2 separate regions of the Mus musculus genome follow, and region 1 is linked to region 2. The links are chromatin loops, found by intact Hi-C in ENCODE. Cell type or tissue: left cerebral cortex. All regions are shown on one strand. Each heading gives the region's core, and the rest is flanking DNA. Links, peaks and the distances in the headings are about the cores only.

Region 1 (5,000 bases), core at 1-5,000, 220 kb after region 2:
TTCACCTTCAAAGGGATGGATTTACAGACACTTGCCCTCACAAACAGTTTACCAAGATGTTTGTTTGCTTGGTTTTTGTTTTTGTTTTATATATTTTACACACACACACACACCATATGTGTGTGTGTATATACATATATATATATAATTTTTTTTGAGACAGGGTTTTTCTGTGTAGTTCTGGCTGTCCTGGAACTCCATCTGTAGTTGAGGCTGGCCCTGTCTCTGGCTCCTGAGTGCTGGGATTAAAGGCGTGTACTATCACTTACCACCAGGCACACCCTGGCAGTTGTATAGCATTTAAAAAAAATGTTATGTTCATTGCTGTTTTGCCTGCATGTATGTGTGTATGAGGGTATCAGAACTCTGGAACTGGAGTTACAGAGAGGTGTGAGCTACCATGTGGGTATTGGGAATTGAACTTGGGTAGTCTGGAAAAGCAGCCAGTGCTCTTAATCTCTGAGCCATTTCTCTAGCCCTGCAACACATGTTTTAATTTCTCTTGGGACTATACCTCTGAGTATAAATGCTGGATCACATGGGAACTCTGTTTAACATTTTGAGGAACTGTACTGTGAATATACTAAGTGTTAAAAACATGTATATTTACTTAGCTGTTATGTGACAGGGTCTCTTGCTGGTGTAGAACTCACGAGGTAGACCTATGTGGATCTCAGAGATCCACTTGCCTCTGACTTCCCAGTGCTGTGATGCTGGGCTAACACTCTCAGTCTGTTCCCGATTTTTGACTATATCAAATACTTCTGCTGTAAACAAACAAACAAACAAACAAACAACCCACTTCTGCTGTGAATGCTGTGAACATGTGTCCCCATGTACTTCACTGTGTTGGATGTTGTGGAAGGAGGTCTCAACTTTTTGTGTGTGTGCACTCAAAAAGATATTCATTGATCAGAACTACTGCATCAAGCACCAATTTCACAGATATCCTGCCTTACTGGATTTTTAAAAAGGCACAGGATCTTAGATATGTGATGGCAACCTTATAAGTGACTTTGGTCACCCTCCACATTGTAAAGCCGTCTGTACTCAGAGCCCTAGTCTATTGAGAAGGCCTGGAGTGTAGTTTGCAGGATGGTGCCTACTGCTGTTCTTGGTTAGCTGAATGGAGCTTTTGTGGTCATTGGCTGGTTCTCTTTGAGAGCTCATCCTGGGATTCTAAACAGCAGTTTGTCATTCTCTCATCATTTCCACTTTTTTTTTCTTGGTTTTTCAGGACAGTGTTTCTCTGTGTAGGCCTGGGTGTCCTGGAATTCGTTCTGGAGACCAGGCTGGTCTTATATTCAGAGCTCTCTCTGCTTCTGCCTCCTGAGTGCTGGGATTAAAGGCGTGTGCTGCTGCCACCCCAATACATTTTTACTCATCGCCAGGATATAGCCCTGGATGGTATGTAGAGCAGGCTAGGTTAACCTCAAGAGATTCAGCTGCCTCCCACTCCTGAAGGCTAGTATTGTCAGTGTGCACACCAATAGGCCTGGCTGCTATTATTATTATTATTATTATTATTAAATATTTTATTTATTTGTTATTATAAATTTTATGACAGGGTTCTATGTATACTCTGTGTAGCTCTGGCTGTCCTGGAACTCAGGAGGCAGAGGCAGGCAAATCTCTGTGTTTGAGGCCAGCCTGGTCTACAAAGAGAGTTCCAGGACAGCCAAGGCTATTACACACAGAAACCATCTGGAATAACCAAGAGAGGAAAAACAGAGTTGAATTGTACTCAGATCAGCGGGTAAGTATTGCTTGCCTAAGTAGGAATGAATTCTGGGTTCCCAGGGTACTCTCACCTCTTGACCTTGGAGCTCACATATCAGGCTCAGGTGGAATAATAGATTATTTTTGTGTGTGTGTGATTTAAGGCTTAAATGGACAGGAGGGTCTGCAGATGAAATTTACTTTGTGCATTTCCAGTGGAGTTCCCTTCTTGGGCTCTCTGAGGTGCCTGTTTGCCCAGACACAATGGTGTTTTAAATAAAGGTCAAGAAGGGAGGTCGCCCTTCAGAATATTTCCTCCTTGGCCCCTTCTCCATCAATACTGAGTCACTGCAGAAACCTGGGCTTCCAACAGCTGCAGATTTCTGCCGGGAGCTGCAAAACTTCTGGGGTTGCCATGGTCCATGGGAGCGAAATGCTGGCCGCCCTCTGCTAGCGCAGCCCTGAGCCGGCTGTTGCAGCGTCCTCTCCAGTCCCTTTCAAAAGCTTGACAAGGGGATCCCTGCTTGGGGAGGAGCCCGAACGGGACATTAACCTGGGCTTCTGTCCAAACGACTGGGGCGAATAAAAGACGCTTTTCTTAAACTAACTGGGCTGCAGCCCTGGGCTCATCTCAAAGGATTTTTTTTTTTTAACCCCTCAGTGATTTCCTGGAGAGCAGAGACCGTTCATCCCAAGCTGAGCTTGCCTATGGGCATCTCCCTTCCAACTTGGGGCAACGGATTTATCACCCTGCTCTAGGCGGGAAAGGGAGGTCAATGAAATCAATCAGCTCCCCCACTCTCCAACCGCACCCCATCCCATCCCCAAACGGCAGGCTGCGGTTGGTCCAGTCTACGGGTAGCCATCCGGGGTGACTTGCATATTCTGGGCACACTTGGCTAGGAAACAGGGAGAAGCCTGAAATGCCAAGGCACCCGCGTCTGCAGGCCCTTCGGTCCGTCCCCCGGCATCTTGCTCCTTATCGTGGAGGATTTAGGGGCTCGCAAGGGGAGCAGGCAGACAAAGGGGCGGCAGGGGAGCTCGCGGGCGGCAGCGGCCCGGGCACGGGGAGGGGCGGCGCGGCGTCTTCTCCCGGCCCCGCGGCGGCGGCGGCAGCGCGTCACGTTCTCTTCCCCGCCCCGAGCCGAAGAGCCGGGGAGGCGGGAGGCGGCGGCCGCGGCGGCTGCTGCTGCTGCTGCTGGGAGGCAGGTGACGGCGACCAGCGGCGTCCCAGGCGGTGAGCGAAGCGCGGGCCCCATCTCCATCTCTCCTTCCTCGCCGTCCCACCCGTTCTCCCTCCGCTCCTTCCCGCCGCCCGGGGATCCGGGAGGGAAACGCCGGGAGGGAAGGCTCGTCTCAAGCTCCCGCCACGCACCGGGACGGCGGCCGAGGAGCCGCGGACGCACCCGGGAGGGTGGCGGGCGCGGGGAGAGCGTGGCTGCGGGGAAGGCTGGCTGCGTGCGAGCCGCGCGCGTCCGGGCCCTGGCAGCCGCGGCCCGGGGCCTTGCCTGCCTTCCTCCCGCCGCCTCAAGATGGAGCGTGGACTCCTTGTCCCTGCGCCGCCTCGGGAGCCGTTCTCGGAGGAGCCCGCGTCCTCTTCCCCAGCTCTTGGAGGGGGAGGTTCCGGGGACGGCTCCGTCGCTCCCAGAGGCCGCGGGTCCGGTTCGACCTGTTGCCCTGGACGCCTCCCGCCGCTCGCCATCTGGGCGAGCTTTCCTCGGGCAGGCCCGGGACGCCGGGTGGCCGGCCGCGAGCCGGCATGGAGGGCGCCCTTGCCCCGTGGCGCTCGGGCTCAGCCCGGCCCGGCTCGGGCCCCGGTTCCCGGTCCCTGGCTGTTCGGCCCCGGGCTTTTGTTTTCCTTCAGACCCCTGGAGCGTGATTCTCTGTGAAGGTAGAAGGGCGAAACAGGGTGCCAGATCTCTGAAATCACCGCTGCCCGGTAACCCGAACCTGCCAGCGCGGTCGGGGGTTGGCGCGGAAGACAGATGACACTTGTTCGGGGTTGGGGGTGGGGATGGGGTGACTATTTTAAAAGCAGAGAGCCTTGTGGTTTGTCTCGAACCTGGAGGTGTTGCGTTATTGGGGAGAGAACAACAGAATATCGGATTAATTTATTTAATTTTTATTTATTTTTATTTTTTTCTGAGTCTGGAGTCCTGCCCTGACATCCCGTAGTCTCTCCGCTTCATGTGGCTTTTCCCATCTGGCAGAAACCGCACACCACCCCCTTCCTCCCTGCCCAGCCCCACCTCTCTGGTATGAAGAAATGACTCGTTAAGTCTGGAATCCACGTGCATACCCATTTTTTAGCAAAAACTTGCCAACTACTGTTTCTATTTATTTACTTATTTATTTATTAAGACAGTGGATATGTTTCTGTCATTTCCTTGGTTTTTTTTTTGTTTTTGTTTTTGTTTTTTTTCATTTTGGTGTGAGTCGGCAGTCTAGCCTCTTCTAGGCCCAGGACTGTGTCTGTCTGTCTGCTTGGGGCTCTGTTAGTATTTATGCGGTGGTGCTTTGGTGATTCTCATGCTAGGATTTTATGATTATTATTCCTAATTGTGGCTCCCAGTTAGGAGAGCCGCGTTTGGCTTCTAGGCGTAATGATGCTCTTTTGCAAGTATCCTCAGGACTGTTGCTCCTCAGCCTTGGGGCATTTCTTCCTCTTGAAATAATAACAATTAGGGTTTATGGAGGGCTCCTTCTGACCGTGCTCTGGGCAAGTGCAGAGTTTTGTTTTTGTTTTTATCTCATGTAATCCATCCAACCTAGGGAGGTTGCTGTCATCGTCATTTTACAGGGAGGGCACTGAAAGGTCAGAGTCACAGCCAATACGAGATGTTGTCAAGAACTGTACCTCAGTCTGCTAAGTTAGTTTGTTAGGGCAGTGAATCAATGGTAAAAGGCAAGGCTGGACGTTATGAAAGCCAAGGAAGTGGGTGATTGCTCAGCTGAGAGCCTGGGACTCTTGCTGAGGTTCAGAGGAAGTGGTTAGGCTTCCTCCTAGGCCTGGATTAGAGAGGTAAACATTGAACCTGGGTGGGAACTTTGGTAGTATCTCTGAACATGAGGATTTTGCTATTCTCAGCTCTTTCAGTCATTGCTGAGCACGAAAATAAGCCAACCTGGTTCTTGTCTTTAAGAAATTTAATACATTCTAAAAACTAGTATTTTTAATTTTTCTTTTAGTTTTGGTTTTTCAAGACTGGGTCTCTTTGTGTGGCTTTTATTGTCCTGGAATTTACTCTGTACACCAGGCTGGCCTTGAACTCACAGAAACC
Region 2 (10,872 bases), core at 3,491-8,490:
GGCCAGCCGAGAGTACACTGAGTTCTTGGCCAGACAAAGGATTCAATGCCTTCTGGCTCTGTGATTGCCAGACACTCAAGTGGTACATGGACAGACACATAAGCAAACACCCATTCATACACATAAAATCATAGGTAGGTAGGTAGATAGGTAGATAGGTAGATAGATAGATAGATAGACAGACAGACAGACAGACAGACAGCAAGGCCTCAAATTAGAGATCTGCCTGCCTCTGCCTCTTGGGTGCTGGTACTAAAGGTATGCTCTGCTTTTTTTTTTTTAAGATAGGGTTTTACTCTGTAGCCCAAGCTGACCTCAATCTTGCAACAACTTTCCTTTCTGCAGGTCTCAGGCACCATGCCCTGCTTGATCTCTGTTTAGTATGTATATATACAGGTAGCTGTGCCATGGCCCACTTTCAGGAGTTGGTTTGTTACTTCTACAATGTGGGTCATGCGTTTCAACTCAAGACTGTAAAACAATCATGTACCTGCTGAGCCATCTCAAAGGCCCAATGATTGGGTTTTTTGTTTTGTTTTGTTTTTTTGGTTTTTTGGGGCAGGGTTTCTCTGTGTAGCCCTGGCTGTCCTGGAACTCACTTCGTAGACCAGGCTGGCCTCGAATTCAGAAATTCACCTGCCTCTGCCTCCCGAGTGCTGGGATTAAAGGCGTGCACCACCACTGCCCTGCTGTTTTGTTTTGTTTAAATAAAACTTTTTTCCATGAAACATGTCCTGATCACAATTCCCCTTCCCCAAGCCTAACAGTTCTCAACTGCATTTGGTAAACAAGCTTAGAGAACTATACTGAAGCTAGGAATGGTGGTATGTGCCTTTAATTCCTACTCTAACCCTAGGGATCTCTGAGTTGAGGCTAGCCTGGTCTACAGCTAAAGTTGCAAAAGAGCAAGGGCTACACAGAGAAACCCTGACTTGAAAAAAAAAAAAAAAAAACAAAGAAAAAAAATTACGGGTTGGAGAGATGGCTCAGTGGTTAAGAACACTGGCTGCTCTTTCAGAGGTTCTGAGTTCAATTCCCAGCACCCACATGGTGGCTCACAACCATCTGTTATGGGATCTTCTGGTGTGTCTGAAGACAGTGACAGTGTACTCACCATACATAAAATAAGAAAATCTTCAAAGAAAAAAAGAAAGGAAGGAAGCAAGCAAGCAAACAAGCAAGCAAGCTAGCTAAGAGTAGAGGCAGAGGCAGAAGCAGAGTCAGGAGGAACTCTGACTTCAATGCCAGTCTTGATCTATACAGTGAGTTCCAGGCCACTGGGGGATACAGAGAGACCCAGTCTGAAAAACGTTATATTTAATTAGTATTTTATTCTTAAGTTAACTGTGCCACAGAATTTATATAAATCGTCTTAAGATTTTTTTTTTTTTTTTTTTTTTTTGGTTTTGTTTCTTGTTTTTGAAACTAGGTCTTACTATGTAGCTTTGGCTGGCTTGGAACTTGCTTGTAGACCAGGCCAGCTTGCTTTTGTCTCCTGAATGCTGGGATGAGACATCTGCCACCATGCCGGGCTCATCTGCCTTAATATGTCCTCTTTTCTTCTCATCTTACAAACCTTAAGAAACAGATCTCTAAATCTTACAGAAATCAGGGAACTTGCCTAGGGCCACATACCTAGGAAGTATTTAAGTCAGAAAGCATACTCTGGCCCATCACTTCTCACAATCAATATAACAAAACTCAAATCCATTCTATGTAATTTCTTCCTTTCTACCTCTGCCCCTTTTCTTCCTTTCAGGAGTTTTGAGACAGAGTCTATCTACATAGCCCAGGCTGGCCCGGAACTCTGAGATCTTCCTGCCTAAGCTTCATGAATGCAGGGAGTACAATATGTGTTCCTTTACACCAAATTTAGAGAACGAATGTGGTGGTCATGCGTACCTGCTGAGCCACCCTGATGGCTTCTCTTAGGAAGCCGGCAAACATGTCTTAGCTGTGTTCTTTCCTGTTCCTAAGCACCTCCCACTAGCTCCCTTAAAGCCTGTGCTTACTGTTTCTTGCATCTTCCATGGGAAAACACCTAAGGGGAGATGATGCTGATGCATTGGAGGAGCCAGAGGCTCAGGGGCCCATGCTTGGGAGGCCACTATAACTTCCTCAGAGGCCGTGGCAGAAGTCTCTAGAGTCATGATAGGAGCCAGGGCTGAGGCCACGGGAGTATTTTATTCATGGAGTGAAGACCAAAGGCAAGGAGAGGATCCTCAACAGCAAGCTGAGCCACTTGGTGCTACAGACACGAGAACCAAGCCTCTAGAGATCTCTTCTGCCCACCCTTTAAGGAATCAGAATATTGGCTTTCTCCTGGGGACATCCCTTAAGGATAAGTGCTGAGGCAAAAGCACACTCATACTGCCCAGCAGACCAGATTCAAGGGACTACTCCTGCTCCTGGGGACTACAGCAGTCACACTGGTCTGAAAGTTAAGTGCTCCAAGGGTAGCCATTGCCATCCAAGGAGCTGTTATCTTGGCCAAGATTCCCACCATCCTTACGGAGAGAGGTTACTAAGGGCACAAGAGCTGCACACCCATATGAAGTGGCAGGCTGCTGTAGCCTTGTGCTGCTTCATCTCATTGCCACTAAAAAGGCAATCGGCACCATCTTGGCTCCTATGTCCAGGAAGCTGGTGCCAATGAGAAGCACTGATAATGACCACTGTACTTCAGTCCGGACTATACAGCCACCTCATCAACTTCAAGGCCAGCTTTGATTCTACAGCTACCTGACCTCTGGAAAGAGACCGTGTTCATTCAAATCTCCTTATTAGGAGTTTACAGACTGTCTTGTGAAAACTCAAACCAGAATCTTCAGGCAGAGGACCCAGGATTTAACCATGGCTATCACACAGGTTCTCTACAATAAAGTTAACCAAGCTTGTTTACAAGAAGGGGGGAAAAAAAGAACAAAGGGTGGAGGTTAAAGAGATGGCTCAAGTGCTTAAAGAGGCTTTACATTCTTACAGAAGACCCAGGTTTGATTCCTAGCACCCACTAGGTGGCTCAGTACTGCCTGTAACTTGAGTTTCAAGGGATCCAATGCCCTCTTCTAACCCCTCACAGGTTCCTGCACACACGTGGCACACACATATACACTCAGGTATTTACATAAACCCCCTTTCCCTTGGTGACGGGGGTGGGAGGTGGAGGGAGGTGGAGCCTGTTTCTCACTAAACTCCAACTTCATTTTATTAAAAAGTCTAGCAGGGCCAAGCAGTGGTGGCGCACGCCTTTAATCCCAGCACTTGGGAGGCAGAGACAGGTGGATCTCTGAGTTTGAGGCCAGCCGGGTCTACAGAAGGAGTTCCAGGATAGCCAGGGCAGCATAAAAAGGTTTTGTCTGGAGATGCTTTAGTCTTATTCAATGAAGGACTTGCCACGCAAGGCTAAAGACTGAGTCAGGATCCCCAGCAACCTCAGTATCCATGTAAAACCTGGGGAGGCCGAGCCACAGGCCCTCAGTCCCGACCCTGGGGAGGCCAAGAATCCATAGTGCCTGTTAGCCTGCTGGTCCAGCTCATTAGTGCGTGCCAGATGCAGTGAGAGACCTCTCCCAAGAACTGACACACCGGAGTGAGTCAGGGAGTCATCCAACACTAACCTCTGCTATCACATGCACACACAAACACATACACACACAAAACCCCATCATATTATTCAAGCCGGACTTTCCCCAGACTGTCGGACTACACATCACTCCGACCTCATCTTCTCCGTCTACTCCTTAACCAACACCCTCCCTGTGCTGTAAGAATTTAACATTGCTCAAGGAGCATATGGGGCACCTGATGCCAAGCCTGAGGGCCACGGGATCCACACAGTGTACAGAACCAAGGCCCACGCGAGGTCCTCGACAGCCACACATGGATGTGGCATGAGTACACACAAGCACAAATGAAATTAAGATGTAGTGGGGGAGAATAAACCCACTCAAGATTCTAGTCAGACATCAAGCTCCCCCCAGACCCCTCCTCACTCCAGTACTGGGACTGAATGTAGAGGCTTTGAACTGTCTGGACAAGTGCTGTGCCACCAAGCAACAGCTCCAGGCCCTGCTTCATTTCCTTTAGGATTCTGTACCTTAGCTCTTCCATCCTTCACTATCCCCAAGGCTCCTTAGCTTCCAACAAGCTTTCCTTACAAAGGAACACCAGTCAGGCTGGGATCAGGCTCCTGGTATCTCTCTACTTCAATTGGCCAGGAAACTCCTCCAGGCCAGGACGCAAGACCCAAGTGACCCTGGAAAAGAAGGAGTCATCTACCAACCCATGGGTCCTCACTAGGCTCCCCCCCTCTTCAACTAAGAATCCACCCAACAACCAAGACAGTTGGGGGAGCGAACACGACCAAATGTGAAACTATCAATATCAGGTATAAAAACCAGCGAGCCAGTCGTTCCAACACTTACCTCCACAATAAAGGACTCGAAGAGGGTAATCCGCATCTAACTTGGCACTGTTCTTCGTATCGCCTTTGCAATCCGCCCCGCTGGATTCAGAAATGTCAGTAGCCATCTCACAAACCTGGAAACAAGAATGACACACACGACTTCACTATCTGAGAAGCTCGACCCCCGCCCCCCAAATAAGCAGCCTTGGGGGTGGGGTGCAGTCTTAGCTTCCACTGTGTATCCCCCAAACACCAAAGCTGTTTTGAGTCTATTAAAAGAAGGACACGAAGTCTCATTAGAGTCACTGATGATCAACTGGAGCCTCATCTACCTGCATCCACGGGTTTACAGGGAAGCGAGAATTAAATGGGGCCATGAAGGCTGTGTTGGGGCAGGGGCAAAAAGGGACACCAGAGGAAAAGAGGAAGCAGTAAGGGGGACAGAGTTGGGCTGGTGGCTTCAACAGAGACGGGGCAGGTCTGAGGTTGCTATGGGAGGGATGCAGCCTGCAGTTAAAAGGCTATGGACACCTTGGCACGACAGGGACGAAGTCACTCGAGGTGCCCAGAATGCAAGGTGCGGCGACAGCAAAATCCCGAAAAGAGACCAAGCCAGGGACAAGGACGGCAATGCCACAGCCTGGGGAGGGGAAATCGGGCCAGGCCTGGGGAAAAGGACAGGTAGCCCGCTGGAAGGCTGGGCTAAGGGGGACATCCCGGGGACTCCACAGGAGGCCCCCATGTGGGCGGGCGTGGAGACGCCCGGCCCGGCCCCCTTCCTGCTTTAGGCAGCGCCTGGGCCGCCTCGGCAGCGCCGCCAGCTCCCGGGGAGGCCGCCGCAGCAGCGCGAATGAGAGCGCTCATTACCCAGCCGGTCGCACGGCCCCCGCCGCCTCCGCTCCCGCCAGCTGAAGCGACACATGCAACTCCTCTTCCCGGCCACGGCTGCCCCGAAATTCGCTGCTGGGGCGCGCTCGCGCGAGACAATGAGCCTTTATCGCGATATCCCCGGCCAGCCGCTAGGAGGATGTCGCGAGACGCCACCGTGCCGGGGTGGGCGGGGCCCAAAAAGGGAGGAGCATGCGCCCATGCGTGGAGCCCGGGGGAAGGGGTGTGGGGTGGGGAAACGGGACCGAGTTGCGTAGAGGCGGCCGGACGGTAGGGGGCGCTGGCTATCCATTGGCAAAGGGGGAGCCAGCGGCTCAGGCTGTCCCTGCGCAGTGGGGCGTGGACTGGACTGGCGCAGAGGTTCTTGAGTCACAGGTGACTCTCTATTAATGATGTGGGCAGCCTTGCCCCAGTGTCTGGGCTACATCCTAGTGTCCCGACTAACCACTAACTAGCCTGATGCATAAGTCACCCCACGGCGTAGAGATGGTGGCTGAATGAGACATAGGGTTTTATTTCATTCCGATTCCCTAAATAGGAATTACTCGTGCAAAGGTCATATTAATTACTGTTTGAATTTATTTCATCAGGCTGACGACTGTTCCCATATGCTCCTTTTTGCATATTTCACCTTCTACGTGTTCTATAACGGGGATTTTCCCATCCGGTCTCAGGATTTCTGGTTTTAACCACACGGGTCCTTGTCTAAATTTTGCTTCCTTGTTTTTAGTTTGGGGAAATCCCTTCATCTGCATACTCAGCCCAAGTCCCACTTGTGAAACAGGAATAGCACTGGGACACTTTCGGAGCTCAGAAAGGGCCTGGTAGAAAGACCATTGCGTTTTTGCTTTTAACATCACCTTCATGAACTAAGCTACCCAAATATGGCCCCCCTCCCGGAACTTTCCTTTGGTGCCGGGAATTGAACCCAGGGTTTTGTGAATGCTACAGAAGAGCTCTGCCTTGAGTTACAGGCCCAGCCCTAATCCCAACACTTGGGAGACAGAGGCAGGCCAATGTCTGAGTTTTAGGCCAACCTAGTCTACAAAGTTCAAAGCTGTTGGCCTGTAAGCGTAGGGCATTTGTGTTGAACGTACAAGGCTCTGGGTTTAATCTACAGACTGGAAAAAAAAACCCCACACAGCAAAGATGTACATTTCGCTAAGCATGGTGGGTGATATGCACCTTTAATCCCAACACTCAGGAGGCAGAGGCAGGTGGATTTCTAAGTTTGAGGCCAGCCTGATCTACAGAGCAAGTTCCAGGATAGCCAGAGCTACACAGAGAAACCCTGAAACCCTGTATATATGTGTGTGGGTGTGTGGATGAGTGTTCGTGTGTGTGTGTGTGTGTGTGTGTGTGTGGTGTGTGTGTGTGTGTATGTGTGTGTGGGTGTGGTGTGTGTGTGTGTGTGTGTATGTGGTGTGTGTGTGTATGTGGTGTGTGTGGGTGTGTGTGTGGGTGTGGGTGTGTATGTGTGTGGTGTGTGTGTGTGTGTGTGTGTGTGCATTATATGCCTGTAGTTTCAGCACTTAGACAGCTGAAACAGAAGGATTGCTGAGTTTAAGGTCACCCAAGGCTACACAGTAAGACTTATGTTTAAAAAACAAACAAAAAACCAGAAAGAAAAAGAAAAAGCACACCATGATACAGAGCTTGGAGCATGGCCCAGTTGGTAAGCACGAAGACCTGAATTAGATTGCTAGGATCTATGTCCAAAGCCAGGCATGGAGACCATTGAGATGGCTTAGTGAGCAGAGGACCAGCCCCACGACCTAGCAGCCTGAGAGTTCGGCTCTCAGAACGCAGATGAAGGTAGGAGGAGAGACAACTCCACAGAGTTGTCCTCTGACCTCCACATGTCTGCCATGGCCCTCCCAACCATATAAAAATACAATAAACAAGACAAACAAACAAATATTCGGAGCCAGATGTGGTGTGCGTGTTTACAATCCCTGTGCTGCTGCGGAACTGGAGATCCGCGGGGTTCACTGAACAGCTGGCCTATGCTAACTGTCGAGATCCAGGCTAATAAATAGATCTTGTGTGTGTCAAAGGCGTGACATTCAATGCGGCCCCCTGCCTGTGCACACACATGTATGCACAGGCACACACACCACATACACACACACACACACACACGCATCCACACACAAACACATACACGCATCCACACACACCACATACAACACACACACACATCCACACACCACACTACATATACACACACATATGAATATACATCTACTCATTAAAATAAAACATCAAAGTGCATAGCAATGAATTGTTAACATCAGTCAGTTTACTTGTTAACATTTTTTGTTTGTTTGTTTGTTTGTTTGTTTCAAGACAGGGTTTCTATGTATAGCCCTGGCTGTCCTGGAACTCACTTTGTAGACCAGGCTGGCCTCGAACTCAGAAATCCACCTGCCTCTGCCTCCCAAGTGCTGGGATTAAAGGCGTGCGCCACCACTGCCCCGCACTTGTTAACATTTTTTAAAATTTGTTTTATTTCATGGTGTTTTGCCTGCATGTATGTCTGTATGAGGGTGTCAGATCCCCTGGAACTGGAATCACAGACAGGTGTGAGCTGCCATGTGGGTGCTGGGAATTGAACCCAGGTCCTCTGGAAGAATAGCCAGTGCTCTTAACTGCTGAGCCATCTCCTCAGCCCACTTGGTAGCATTGTAATGGTATCTAAGATAGTTGTGCATGTGACAATTGGTGGCTGTTAGATACAGATGCTATGACATGGAGTACCTGTCTGGTGCTAGGTGCCCAAGATGCCAACGTCGTCAAGCTTTTATTTCTCACCTTTTCCTCCTGCGCTTTGCCCAGAAGAGGGTGCTGTACAAACTGCTGTGCCAGCTTCCTGTTCCCTACTTTCTAGGTCTGTGTTCAGCCAATGAGAGGCCACCATAGAAGCAGCCTTCTTTTACCCTGAGCAACATATCTGGCAGTAACTGCTGAGTCGTGTGTCCCCTCAACTCTTCTCCCCCCATCCCCCTTCTTCACTCTCAGGGGGGGATTCCACTGCCAGGAATTCTGTGATGCCCCACCCATTCTGAGATTAGCCTCTAGTCTAAGGCCGCGTGACCACGCCCACTCACCAGTTTCATCCCACATGAAACCAGTTTGCAGAATGCAAACCTCCTTTGCGTGCTTACACAGTGGTTTTGGTTTTCAGCTGGACGCTTGGCACTAGAACTCAAATTTGTATTTTATATCATGAGCTCTTAGGTACGGTAAGTGCCACTGAGCAACTGGGAGAATCTTTCTCCGAGACCTGAGGTCTTCCTCTCAAGCACCGCCCTAGTCAGGGGTCTGAGGATGTACTTTAGTTGGCACAATCCTTGCCTAGCAGGCCGAAAGCCCTGGGGTTCAAATCCCAGCACTGTATAAGCCAGGTGCATCAGTATGCCCTGTGCTTTCAGCAGCTGAGAGACGGGAAGCAAGAGGGTCAGAAGTTCAAGGCTGGGCTAGAGAGCACTTAAGAGTTCTTGGTTCTCTTCCTGAAGACTAGATTTCCATTGTTAACACTCATGCTAACACGTAGTCATCTACTATGGCATCCTTGTGCTCATATATGCTTTAAAAAAAAGTATTAACTAGCCTGGTCCTGGTAGTGCATGCCTTTAATCCCAGCACTCGAGGCAGAGGCAGAGGCAGAGGCAGAGGCAGAGGCAGAGGCAGAGGCAGAGGCAGAGGCAGAGGCAGAGGCAGAGGCAGAGGCAGAGGCAGAGGCAGAGGCAGAGGCAGAGGCAGAGGCAGAGGCAGAGGCAGAGGCAGAGGCAGAAGAGGCAGAGGCAGAGGCAGAAGAGGCAGAGGCAGAGGCAGAGGAGGCAGAGGCAGAGGCAGAGGCAGAGGCAGAGGCAGAGGCAGAGGCAGAGGCAGAGGCAGAGGCAGAGGCAGAGGCAGAGGCAGAGGCAGAGGCAGAGGCAGAGGCAGAGGCAGAGGCAGAGGCAGAGGCAGAGGCAGAGGCAGAGGCAGAGGCAGGCAGATCTCTGTGAGTTTAAGGCCAGCCTGGTCTACATCATGAGTACGGGGATAGCCAGGGCTACTTAGTGACACCCTGTTGCAGAAGAAGAAGAAGAAGAAGAAGAAGAAGAAGAAGAAGAAGAAGAAGAAGAAGAAGAAGAAGAAGAAGAAGAAGAAGAAGAAGAAGAAGAAACCCCTGACTGATCTGGTCCTAGCATTCTCTTCCTTGCCACCCCCATCTTGTGCTGTTTTTGGTGTTTCACAATTGCTTAATACTGATGCTAGCAGAACTGGCTCCTGTCCACAGATATGCAAACGAGTCTCAGTTGGAAAATCTGGGTTTGATCCTCTGTGTAGCTTCTCACTTCTATTGAAACTCATCTTAATCTTTCTGATGGCCTGTGTACATAGGGTTATAAATATAGTTGTGTGTATATGTGCACACATGTATACACACTCAGACACACACATATTGGTTTTCTTGTTTTTTGTTTGTACTTTGGTGTATTTTGTATTTTTATTTGTTGATTTTCTTTAAGAACATATATATACATATGTGTATATATGTATATTTATACACACACACATTATATATATTTATTTTATTTATTTATTTTTTTTTTTGTTTTTTTGAAATAGGGTTTCTCTGTATAGCTCAGGCTGTCCTGGAACTCACTCTGTAGACCAGGCTGGCCTTGAACTCAGAAATCCACCTGCCTCTGCCTCCCAAGTGTGGGACTAAAGGTGTGCGCCACCATGCCCGGCTTTTTAAAAATTTTTTCGATATATATATATTTTTTAAAGATTTATTTATTTTATTTATGTGAGTACACTGTTGCTGTCTTCAGATACACCAGAAGAGGGGGGGGTGGATTCCATTATAGAAGGTTGTGAGCCACCATGTGGTTGCTGGGAATTGAACTCAGGACCTCTGGAAGAACAGTCAGTGCTCTTAACTGCTGAGCCAATCTCTCCAGCCCAAGAATATATTTTTAAATGGGAATTCACCTTACCCCAGCACCTCTCAAATTTTATAAATTTTATATTTGTTTTCTCTCTTTCTCTCTCTCTCAAACAAATCAAAACCACAAAACAAAACATCAGATAGTGTTGGGGTTTGGTCTTGTTGTCTAGTGTAGTGCTAAGTGTGAACCTGCAAGAACAGGAGTCTGCATGTGACCCAAGTGACCCTGCACATAGATCCTATGTGACCCTGCACATAGATCTATGTGACCCTGCCTTCAAATTATTTCTGATTGGTAAGTAAAGATGCCAACAGCCAATAGTTGGGCTGAAGAAATTATAGGTGGGGTTTAGAATTCCCAGCTTGGGGTCAGAGGAGAACCCCTGAGGTGAGGAGAAGGGGAAGGAAGGAAGGAGAAGCTGCCATAGGTTAGCTGAGCCATATGAATGTGGCCCTGAGGGCTAACCAATTGGAGTTAAGAGCAGCCCAGATGAACCACTGTAAGCAATAACTCAAGGTTACCGATAGGAAAGTAGATTCTAATAGCATACAAGATAGATACCTGCCCAGCTCTTGTGCTGTTTAAGGCTTATTGTAAATATAAAGGGTGCGTGTGTCTTTTATCTGGGAACTGAAT

Evidence for each region. Peaks named below come from ENCODE experiments on the same cell type or tissue, not always from the same donor. Only the 100,000 strongest peaks of a DNase experiment are listed, where the experiment ranks them.
Region 1: it touches region 2 in a loop (9-fold over the local background); 1 of 42 quality-filtered maps calls a loop at or near these places.

Annotation. Positions count from the first base shown.
Region 1 is chr5:123,682,208-123,687,207 of GRCm38, reverse strand. Clip1 (CAP-GLY domain containing linker protein 1) reads left to right here and starts at 2,847. Exons shown (of 24, transcript NM_019765.5): 1 at 2,847-2,956. In left cerebral cortex, for the core only: a CTCF peak has its summit at 2,199; DNase peaks (open chromatin) are centred at 2,377, 2,696, 3,200, 3,859 and 1 more place; H3K4me3 peaks cover 2,934 bases; H3K27ac peaks cover 3,028 bases.
Region 2 is chr5:123,901,767-123,912,638 of GRCm38, reverse strand. It overlaps Denr (density-regulated protein), which reads right to left and starts at 5,364. Exons shown (of 8, transcript NM_026603.4): 1 at 5,273-5,364; 2 at 4,425-4,539. The coding sequence starts at 4,530. In left cerebral cortex, for the core only: CTCF peaks have their summits at 5,371, 5,571 (motif pointing right) and 8,130 (motif pointing right); DNase peaks (open chromatin) are centred at 4,535 and 5,462; H3K4me3 peaks cover 2,118 bases; H3K27ac peaks cover 1,303 bases.